2 separate regions of the Homo sapiens genome follow, and region 2 is linked to region 1. A link is an interaction called in ENCODE POLR2A ChIA-PET data of the cell type or tissue named here. Cell type or tissue: GM12878. All regions are shown on one strand.

Region 1 (5,000 bases):
TAAAAGCCGAGACATACTCTTCATTGTTGAGAGTCTGTAGATTATTCATCTTTTAAAGTCAGATTTAATTTCTGTAAAAGTAAATGCAATTTTCAGTTAGATCTTATGTTAAGTTAATTCTGTTAGAGATACCAATTTTGGTAGAAAGATATTATATATATTTTTATATATAATTATATATAAAATATTATATATATATATACACATACACACACGTATATATATTAAGACATGCCTAGGAAGTGAGGAAGCTGGTTTTAGGGGTCTCCCAAAATGTTTGAGACCTGTATAGACTGGAAAATGTTAACAGGCTGGGAAATTGCTTTTTAAATGTCTTCAGCTCAGTGTTAGTCTTTCAAGTTGACTTCTTTGAAGGCAGAATATTAACACAAAAGTATGTATTCTAGCATTTATTATTTGAGTCTCATCTCTCCTGAGCTTTTGTTTTGTTAAGGTGCACAATCTTGATGTAATCTTAATTTTTGTTTGTTTGAAAAATCCAAATTGAGCAATGCATAGGCTTACAAAAGAATACAATAATTGCTAATATTTTATTGTACAACTACATTGGACTATGTTGAAGGAACTCTCCTAAGCATTTGACAAGTGTTATCTTATTTAATCCTCACATCAACTTTCTGTAAAAGCTACTATGCTATACCCATTGTACAGTAGAGGGCTGAGATCCAGAGAGGTTAAGTAACCTGCTAGTGGCCAAATGGGTGGTAGGTAAGTTGTAGAGTCAAGGCCCCTTGATAAGGTCTGCCTGACACCTGAGTGCCTGCTTCCCAGTCTCCTTGCTACGTTGCCTTCCAGGAAAGGCATGGAAAATAATCAGAATGGTAACAAAGCAATCCAAGACAGGATATGAGAACCAATCAGGATATAGGACATTACTGGGGATTCAAAATGAGTTAGGGAGAAGAGGTACCAACAGGCGAACAGCCCCTTGTTCTGATTTTCACCATTTGAAATAACGCCCAGAATAATCCGTCATTTATTATTATTATATTTTTCGAGATGGAGTCTTGCTGTGTCGCCCAGGCTGGAGAGCAGTGGTGTGATCTCAGCTCACTGCAACCTCCACCTCCCAGGTTCAAGCAATTTTCCTGTCTCAGCCTCCTGAGTAGCTGGGACTACAAGTGCGTACCACCACACCCAGCTAATTTTTTTTTTGTATTTTTAGTAGAGACCGGGTTTCACCATGTTGGCCAGGCTGGTCTTGAACTCCTGACCTCGTGATCCACCCTCCTTGTCCTCCCAAAGTGCTGGGATTTTAGGTGTGAACCATTGCGCCCAGCCCATCATTTATTATTTTACCTAAATATTTAATTTATTAATTCACTCAACAAGTGTGACTGATCCCCTATTACAAGCTGAGAGCTGAATGAGCTAGGCACACAGAGTTGAATCTACCAAGGCTTCTGATGTTTTTCCATTTTATTTTCAGTTGACATGTAATAATTATATATATTTATAGGATACAGAGTGATATTTCAGTATGTGTATACAATATATGAAGATCAAATCAGGATAATTAATGTATCAGTTACTTCAAACATTTATGATTTCTTTGTGTTGTGAACGTTCAAAATAGTCTCTTCTAACTTTTTGAAAATATACAACAAATTATTAAAGAGCTTTTAGTCTCATATGAGCTATTATTTACTTTAAAACATTTCATCATAAAGTATTATAATACATGTGTGTTTATTCTACACTCTAATAAAAAATACATACTTCAGAGTGATCAACCAGCCCTTAATTATTAGAGTGATACCCCGGAAGTGCTGCTGCAAGAGTTTCAGCTCTTTATCTCTAATCAACAATATGTTTTGTTTATTGGCATAATAGATTATTTTCTATCATGCTAATAATCAAAGCTGTTTCCATTAGTGCAATTAGGGTGTTCAAGAGGTAGATTGGCTAAAAATAGCATGGAGACATACTCCATCCTTGCATGACAGGGTATGAGAATCTTCTGACCTCAGTGGTCTTTATATCTAGTTGAATGACAGATTGTTGTGTATAAAAACTTATGAAGGCTGTAGATGTTATCTTCCACCAGGAGAGGATCAACCCTTTCCTCTGTGGGGTGGATAGACTGGGGCTGGGAGAAGCATCTTCCCCAAGCTTGTGACTGGGCTGCGTGTATCTTGGGTTTGTTCCTGTTCCCAGAATGAGGCCCTTCTTCTAAGTGAGAACATGAAGTATCGACCAGGACCCCAGCGCCTGGGAGATCCTTGACTTCTCAGTGCACACAGAATACAGAAAACTCCCATTTGCTTTTCAGAAGTTTTCTGATTTTTAATCTCCTATTCCATGCAGCTTCAGAATTCTGCAAATTTCTTAAAGGGAAACCAGCTGTGTGTTTGAGGCTCCTCAAGTCTCCAGTGAATTCCAGCCTCACATAAATGCAAAAACCTCTGCTTTCCCATCCCAACAGTGGCCCTCTGTTGGGCCAAGCAAGATGCTTAGCTCTGGCCATACCCGGAACTGGCCAAAGCTGACAGGGAACAGGCAGCTGCAAACAAGTCACCTCACCACTGCCCCCAGGCCCCATGAACCAGAGTTCCTCCCCAGCAGTCAGCGTCTTCGTAGAACCATGAACTGGAGGAAAGTTCTGCTCTGCTTTTCTAAGATTTTTAAACTTAGTTTCTAAGTCTCCCACTGGGCTCAGCTTCAGGATTGAGCAAATGTCTTCAAGAAGTAACTAGCTGTGTGTTAAGGCCATTGAAATCACCAGTTGGGTCACCTCCTTACTGCATACCTGCTCCAGTCTCTGCTGTTTTCTCCTTCCCTCGCAACAGCGGCCCTTTGCTGGAGCCAAGAAAGGCTTCTCAGCCTCATAGCCACACCTAGAACTAGGCAAATACCCCCTAGGAAAAGCTGCAAAAGATCCCTTCCTCACCCCTCTGGGATTTTCCCGTCTGGAATTTTAGCCCATCTAGTCCTCATTGCTTTTGCAGCTCTCTGATGCCTTGAAACAGATGTGTTTTTTGAATTTGATCTAGCTTTTTTTTCAGTTGTGTTCCCGTGGGAGTGTTAAGCTGCCATAAACCACTCTATTCTAAGTGGAAAGCCCCATCTGCACTTTTGAAATGGCAGCCAATGCAGGACCCAGGTTGCTGGTGGGAAGGACTCTTCTGCATGATGCCAGCCATAGTGTTGAATCCATCTTGCCCCCAGAATAGTATCCATTTTGTGTCCAATGAAACTAAAAGGATAGAATTGGGACTCAAGAAGATTGCCAAACAGGTTCTAGACTGTTTGGTGTCTGCTTTCTAAAAAAAAAAAAAAAAAAAAAAAAAATGTGTGAAAGATCTGGGTTTGAGAATTTTCCTTTTTTTTCTTTTCATTTTTTTGAGACAGAGTTTTGCTCTGTCGCCCAGGCTGGAGTGCAGTGGCACAATCTCAGCTCACTGCAACCTCTGCCTCCCAGGTTCAGGCAATTCTCCTGTCTCAGCCTCCCAAGTATCTGGGATTACAGGTGCATGCTGCATGCCTGGCTAATTTTTTGTACTTTTAGTAGAGTTGGGATTTTGCCATGTTGGCCAGGCTGGTCTTGAACTCCTGACTCAGGTAATCCACCCCCCTCAGCATCTCAAAGTGCTGGGATTACAAGCATCAGCCACTGTGCCCGGCTAAGAGTTACTTTCATTATAACCTGGTAGGAAAGTTGCAGGGGAGGAGATCCTAAACTGTAAACTACCTCTAAATTTTTGAAGGTTACTAGTTCTTAAAAAAAAGAAGCTAATAATTGGGAATGACCAAACTGGCTTAGATCCATTCTCAACATAGTTCAATTTATTTCGTTTTGACTGACATCACTTCTTCAGTAATAAGTGCTACAAATAAACCAGTGTGTAAAGCATTATTTCCTGTTCCTTTTGCTCTAAAAATAACTAACTTTCCACTGAACAACTTCATTTACCCGGTCCATGAGGTCCATAAGTATGTCAATATATTTGTTTTTCACCTCTGGGTCCCCTCAATTGTTTCAAAAATATCAATTCTATGTCTTCTCAGTCTTCGTATTTTCTCACTTGAGTGCTTATTTTCCCATTTGTATATTTACCAAAATCCCTAATTCTAATTTTAAATGATCTTTCCCAGAGACTTTTCTTCTCCAGCTCTGTATTCCTTTGTTTATTCAAAGATTTACTAAGTATTGCTTTATTATATCCAGACTTACATACTGTACATAGCCACATCTCAATTTTGTAGCTGAGGAAGGCAATATTTGATTTCATATACCTGAAGGTAATTGATATTTGATTGTAGAACTACCCTTTTATTCCAAAACAGAGAATCGAAAGTACTCTATACCTTGTCTGTCAATTTCTCACCAAACCTTAGCATACTGTCTTACACATACTAGGCATTTAGCAGCTATGTTAATGTATTAATCAATGAAAAATATATTAAATTCATTCAGGACGTAAAGGAGTAAGTAAAAGCGCACACATGATATGTAGTATCTCCCATGTTCTTCTCTTGAATCTCATCTAAAATAAAAGCCCATGTTATAGACTCAGAGACCTGTTTGGTGCTTCAGGCCAAAAGAAGCAATAAAAACTTTGTTTAAAAAAATCCATCTTTGCTTCTGAAAGAACAGAAGAGTGAGGATAGAAGTCTTATCAAAAGAGAGAGCTTCCCAAACCATTCTTGAAAGGACATAGAAAACAGGTACAGGGGAAGGTTTACATTCAAAGAAGGAATGATAAAGGTGTGAAAAGGCAAGAATATAGAGGTGTCGAAAAGTACACTTAGATTAAAGAAGACAGTACGCTGTGTTGACTTTCTAGGTAGAAACTACAAGGAAAGGTGATAGTGAGGAACCCTGGAGCAAGACAGGAAGAAGGAAGCTTATTTCACTAACTTCTCTTTCAGACCCTAAGGCATCACCTACACTGAAGTCTGCACATTACCAGCACTCTGAGCACTGTGCTGGGAGGGTGAGTTAAGAGAGAGAAAAAGTGTTTGTGCATCTTGATATT
Region 2 (5,000 bases), 66 kb after region 1:
AGAAAGAAAAGACAGAACAAAATAAGTTCTATGAAAGAGCCACCACAAAGGGAGAATTGTTCTTTCTTCTTGAGGAGGATGACATATGACAACTTCAAACCCCACAGAAGTAACAACTGAAGACATTTAACTGACTTAACGGCAGCTTCATTGGCCATTTGTCATGTACTTACTGTCTAAACAACACTTGAAGGAAAAAGAAAGCTTTTCTAAATTGCTCCGTGTAAGTAGTGAGGACTGCTAATGAGAGGCATCCAACTCCCCAGAGGAAAGGATCCAACAGCTAACTCTAGTGCTGTGATGCTCAAACTGCATTAGCATTCGTGGGGAGTGTCTTAGAAATGCAAATTCTCAGGCCTCACCCCAGATCTACTGACCAGAATCTTTGAAGATGGAACCCAGTAATCAGTTTTAACAAGCCCTCCAGGAATTCTGGTGGACGCTGCAGTCAAAGAAGCTCTGCTTTAGAGCACAGTAGAAGTCTGTTCGACTAAGAGTCAGACAGACAGGGGTTTGGGGTCCCACCTTTGACACTAACTCATGGCACAACTCCAGACAAGGTGCTCTCTGAGCCATGACTTCATTCTACTCCGTGGGGATAATAATGGTAATAGCAGGGCTTTGTAAGGGAAAATATACATGAGGACTTAGTGAGTGGTAAATGCTCATTCAGCAAATGGTAGCCTTCACTGGGATCATTGAAAAGAACATGATTTCATTGCTTCACACAAAGGATAGAGATCTGTAGAATGTACCAGGGAAGCTGTTGTTGTTGAACTTGCATGGTGTCTAAGCATCCTTCCTTTCAAACTTTTTTTTTTTCTTTGGAGATGGAGTCTCACTCTGTCACCCAGGCTGGAGTGCAGTGGCACAATCTCAGCTCACTGCAACCTCCACCTTCCGGGTTCAAGTGATACTCCTGCCTCAGCCTCCCAAGTAGCTGGGATTACAGACGTGCACCACCATACCTGGCTAATTTTTGTATTTTCAGTAGAGATGGGGTTTCGCCATATTGACCAGGCTGGTCTCAAACTCCTGACCTTAAGTGATCCACTCACCTCAGCCTCCCAAAGTGCTGGGATTACAGGCGTAGCCACTGCGCCTGGCCCAAACCTTTTAGAAAGCTTTACTTCTCAGAGAATGGAGCACCTGTTTCAGAATGAGGGCCAGGTTTTTTAAAAATTGAGATGTTGAGTGCTCATAGCAGACCTGCCAAATCTGTATCTTGTGAAATGTGCTCTGGGTGTCTACGAGTTTAAAATTTTTCTCAAAAGAGTCTTCAGTAGACTAAGATATGGGAATTATTGATTAAAATGAGGAGATAAGATGTAACTCGGTGGTGACTTAGCTGTCACAGCCACTCTCCTACAGATTGAGGCAGAAGGAGGCAGGTGCATTGTCTGAATGTTACAACAGTAAGTAGAGCCAAGAAGGGAGACATCCTAACCTCTGCCCACCAGTTTACCACCTTTCTCTGTGGTGGCTGATGAGCTGCTAGTTAGATTTCTCTTAGCTGGCCAAACCTAGAATTGAAGCGATTTTATCAATTTCTGAGAGAAAATATTCTTGGTGGTGGCAAAAGGGAAGTGGATTAGGAGCCTGTTCTTGTAGGCGTTTAAAATGGAAAATTCCAAAGTTTTGTTTTTCAAGGAAGATATGGTACCTCTTTAAGAAATTCATAATATGTTAGCATGGGATGTAGTTCAAGAACTTGGTATTGGCCAGGAACGATGGCTCATGCCTCTAATCCCAGCACTTTGGGAGACCAAGGCAGGTGGACCACCTAAGGCCAGGAGTTTGAGACCAGCGTGGCCAACACGGTGAAACCCTATCTCGCCTAAAAATACAAAATTAGCCAGGTGTGGTGGCGCATGCCTGTAATCCAGCTACTTGGGAGGCTGAGGCATGAGAATCCCTTGAACTCAGGAGGTGGAGGTTGCAATGAGCCGAGATCACATCATTGCACACCAGCCTGGGCAACAAGGGCAAAGCTCCATTACAAAAAACAAACAAAAAAAACTTGGTATTCTCTCTCTCCTATTTCTATTGCCATGTAAGTGTGTCCCATTTGAGAATGAAAGAATTGAGGCTCAGAGAGGTTAAGCTGCTTTTTCAGACTGACAACCGGAAAAGTGGAGAGCTGAATTTTAAACCTAGGAAATATAACTCCCTGCCATATCAGAGTTCTAAACCCTTGCTTCTCAAAGAGCAGTTTCTGGACCAGCACCTTACATGAATTTTTGAGAAATGCCCAACCTCAGACCCCACCCCAGACCTACTTAACGAGGCTGCATTTCAACAGAGATTTGTAAACACACTGAAGTTTGAAAAGCACAAGGCATTTCTCCAGGTGTGTTCTAGGCATCACTAGCATGGAAAACACTTGTGAGTGCTAGCTAACTATATAGATTTCAGGCCTATCAGAAATCTCTGCAGCTGGTTTCAAAGATGCTGCATCATCAACGAACTCCTAGGTGATGGCTATGTATGCTTAATCTTGCGAACCACTGCTTTTAGTTCTCCTGCCCTGTGCTTTGCTTGACCATTAAAACAAGAAGGTCAAATTGGAGCAGGTGAATGAATGTTCTCCACCTAATGATGATAAAAGGAATTTGGAGAATAGCACAGGCAGCCAAATTAAGGAAGACCAGGGAGAAACTTTCTCTTTCTTGTCTTTACTATGTTTCAAACCCAGATTGTGGCATTGGCCTTTTATTTGAAGTCTAATTTTGTTTGGTTTTATTTTGTTTGGTTTTTGTTGGCTTTATTTATAAGGATGCCTTTGTGAAAATCTATACTATTTCTATCAGTGACTCCAAAGCCAGAGCTCAAGTTGTTTCTTTTACCTTGGACTTACTCACGTATTTTCTTCCTCTACAAACCAAAAAATGTGAAGTCGTGTCTCAACATGTTTCAAAGCACTCCACAGGAAGGTACCATGTTGAGAAAGGTATGGAGCACATCTGATAGACTGAGGTGGGTGACTGTGATAGGTATAACCTTAAAGTAATACAGAGTGAGGCAGGCGATGCTGATCAAGTTCTTGTCTAAAGTCTGTGTTGACACCAATAGAGACTCCAGAAGTTGAGAAAGCAGCAAAAAAAAAAAAAAAAAAAGAGAGAGAGAGGATCTTGAGCTATTAGTTGTAGTCCTGTTCTGTCACTAGCTATCAGCATGACTCTGTGAGAGTTACTTAATTTTTTCAAAGCCTAGTTTCCTCATTTGTTAAAGCAGAGGGTTTTTCAGGTACTTCAATTGCAATGACCTACAGGGCCAGGCAGGTAATGTAAATGCGTGAAGTCAGCGGCAAATCAGGGGGAAGTACAAGCCACTGAGAGCATGCGCCTCCTGAAGGCATTCAGGCACAGTTCTTCCTGAAACACAGTACCAGCCAAACAAAACAGATATGCGGCTGAATTTAACCCAGGATAGACTGTCTCTCGGGGTCCTTCCAGCACATAGCCAAAAGTTTTAGAGTTTCTTAACCATTGGGGTTCAACATGTCCATTGCATACCAGTATTAAACCAGAATCAGGAGGAGATTGAGGAGACCCAATAGAAAATGTTGATGATCTCATTCCTGTTACTTAAACTGGGAACAAGTGGCAAGTTGCTGAGCTTCCCACAGACTAGCTGAGGACACAGTGCCAAAGAGGAACCTGCATTCTTTTCCCTAAATGTAATGAGGCTGAAAAAAGATTCTGAAGAAGATGTAGAGTTATTTTGGTAGAGCTTCCAAGAAGACTCTGATGCAAGGTAATGGGAAGGGGGGTTGAATCGTTTATTTTGTTCATTTTGCTCTGTCAGTGGGGGAGGGGGGGAGATTAAGATTTTAAATAAAAGTTGATATGATAGCTATCATAAAAATGTGTGGTTTGGGTAATATCTCCAACGCTTTAATGGGAAATTCAGTTATTCTGTATTTCCAGGCATATGGTGGTTCCTCAATCAGATGTTTGATTATTAATTTAATGCATTCGTTCTCAAAGTGTGGCCCCTGCGCCAACAGCATCAGCAATACCTGTGAAGCTGTTAGAAATGCAAATTCTCAGACTGTACCTCAGATCTACTGAATCAGAAACTTGGGACTGGCGTCCGGCAACATGTGTTTTAATGAACCATCCAGGTGATTCTGATGCATCCTAAAGTTTGAGAATCACTGGTTTAATATTGTTAATTGGAGCCACTGGCTAGGTCATGGGTCTGAGCAATGTTTCAATTCTGACATTATGCCATGTTCTTCATATTTATGGGTATTTAAGTCATTCATTTCCAAGTATCAATGGGTCCTCTAAGTAATCAGTAGGGAGTTGATCTGGATGCCAAAATCAAAGAGGTACAATCGATTAAAACTGTCATTGAATAGAATTCATGCACATTCTTCAGGTAAGTGAAGGATCATTCTTGTTACGTATTCATTCCTTTTTAGTGCTTGTTGATTACACATGTTTTATTCTGTAGTATCAGGTTAAATGGTTCAGAAGCATCCTGTGTAAGCAGTAATTTGATGTAGCATGACTTCACTATATAACCCTTTATATAATATCATCAGTCCATCATCAGGGAAAAAAAAAAACAGCACACTCCTAAATAAAAGGGACCTGTCACTTAATTTTTCTCTGAGCATAGCAGTGGGAATCATTTCATCAGTTTCTTTGCATGCAGGAACAATGCATCTCTGCAGTATACAGGTTTGTTAATGCCTGTTATTTTGAGATGATTACATTTTTTGCTTGTTAATATACTGTTCTCTTGTGATCTTAAAAATGTTTCCCATTAGTCATCATTGTTCTCATATGGTACCTGAAAGAATTAACCATGTCCTCTATGTAGACATGGTTAATCTACATCGGTGTTCATTTCTGAGACAAGAAGAAATGCTTAGAATTAGAACACAATGTGGGCTACTGCCTAGCAGTGATTGATCTGTGAGGGCTTATAAATTGGTTGCTAGGCTTTCTAAGTGACATGCAATAGTAAGGGAAACTGAAAACAGGAAA

What was found. Peaks named below come from ENCODE experiments on the same cell type or tissue, not always from the same donor. Only the 100,000 strongest peaks of a DNase experiment are listed, where the experiment ranks them.
Region 2: POLR2A ChIA-PET joins it to region 1 with 7 read pairs; 6 of 35 experiments call an interaction of 5 or more read pairs at or near these places.

The regions. Positions count from the first base shown.
Region 1 is chr5:143,798,975-143,803,974 of GRCh38, reverse strand. No RefSeq gene overlaps it. Among named protein-coding and RNA genes, the nearest start is that of HMHB1, 11 kb to the left of the region's middle. RefSeq lists an enhancer at 2,602-2,661. In GM12878, no CTCF peak of the experiment used is centred here; no DNase peak of the experiment used is centred here; H3K27ac peaks cover 242 bases.
Region 2 is chr5:143,732,494-143,737,493 of GRCh38, reverse strand. No RefSeq gene overlaps it. Among named protein-coding and RNA genes, the nearest start is that of MIR5197, 55 kb to the right of the region's middle. In GM12878, no CTCF peak of the experiment used is centred here; no DNase peak of the experiment used is centred here.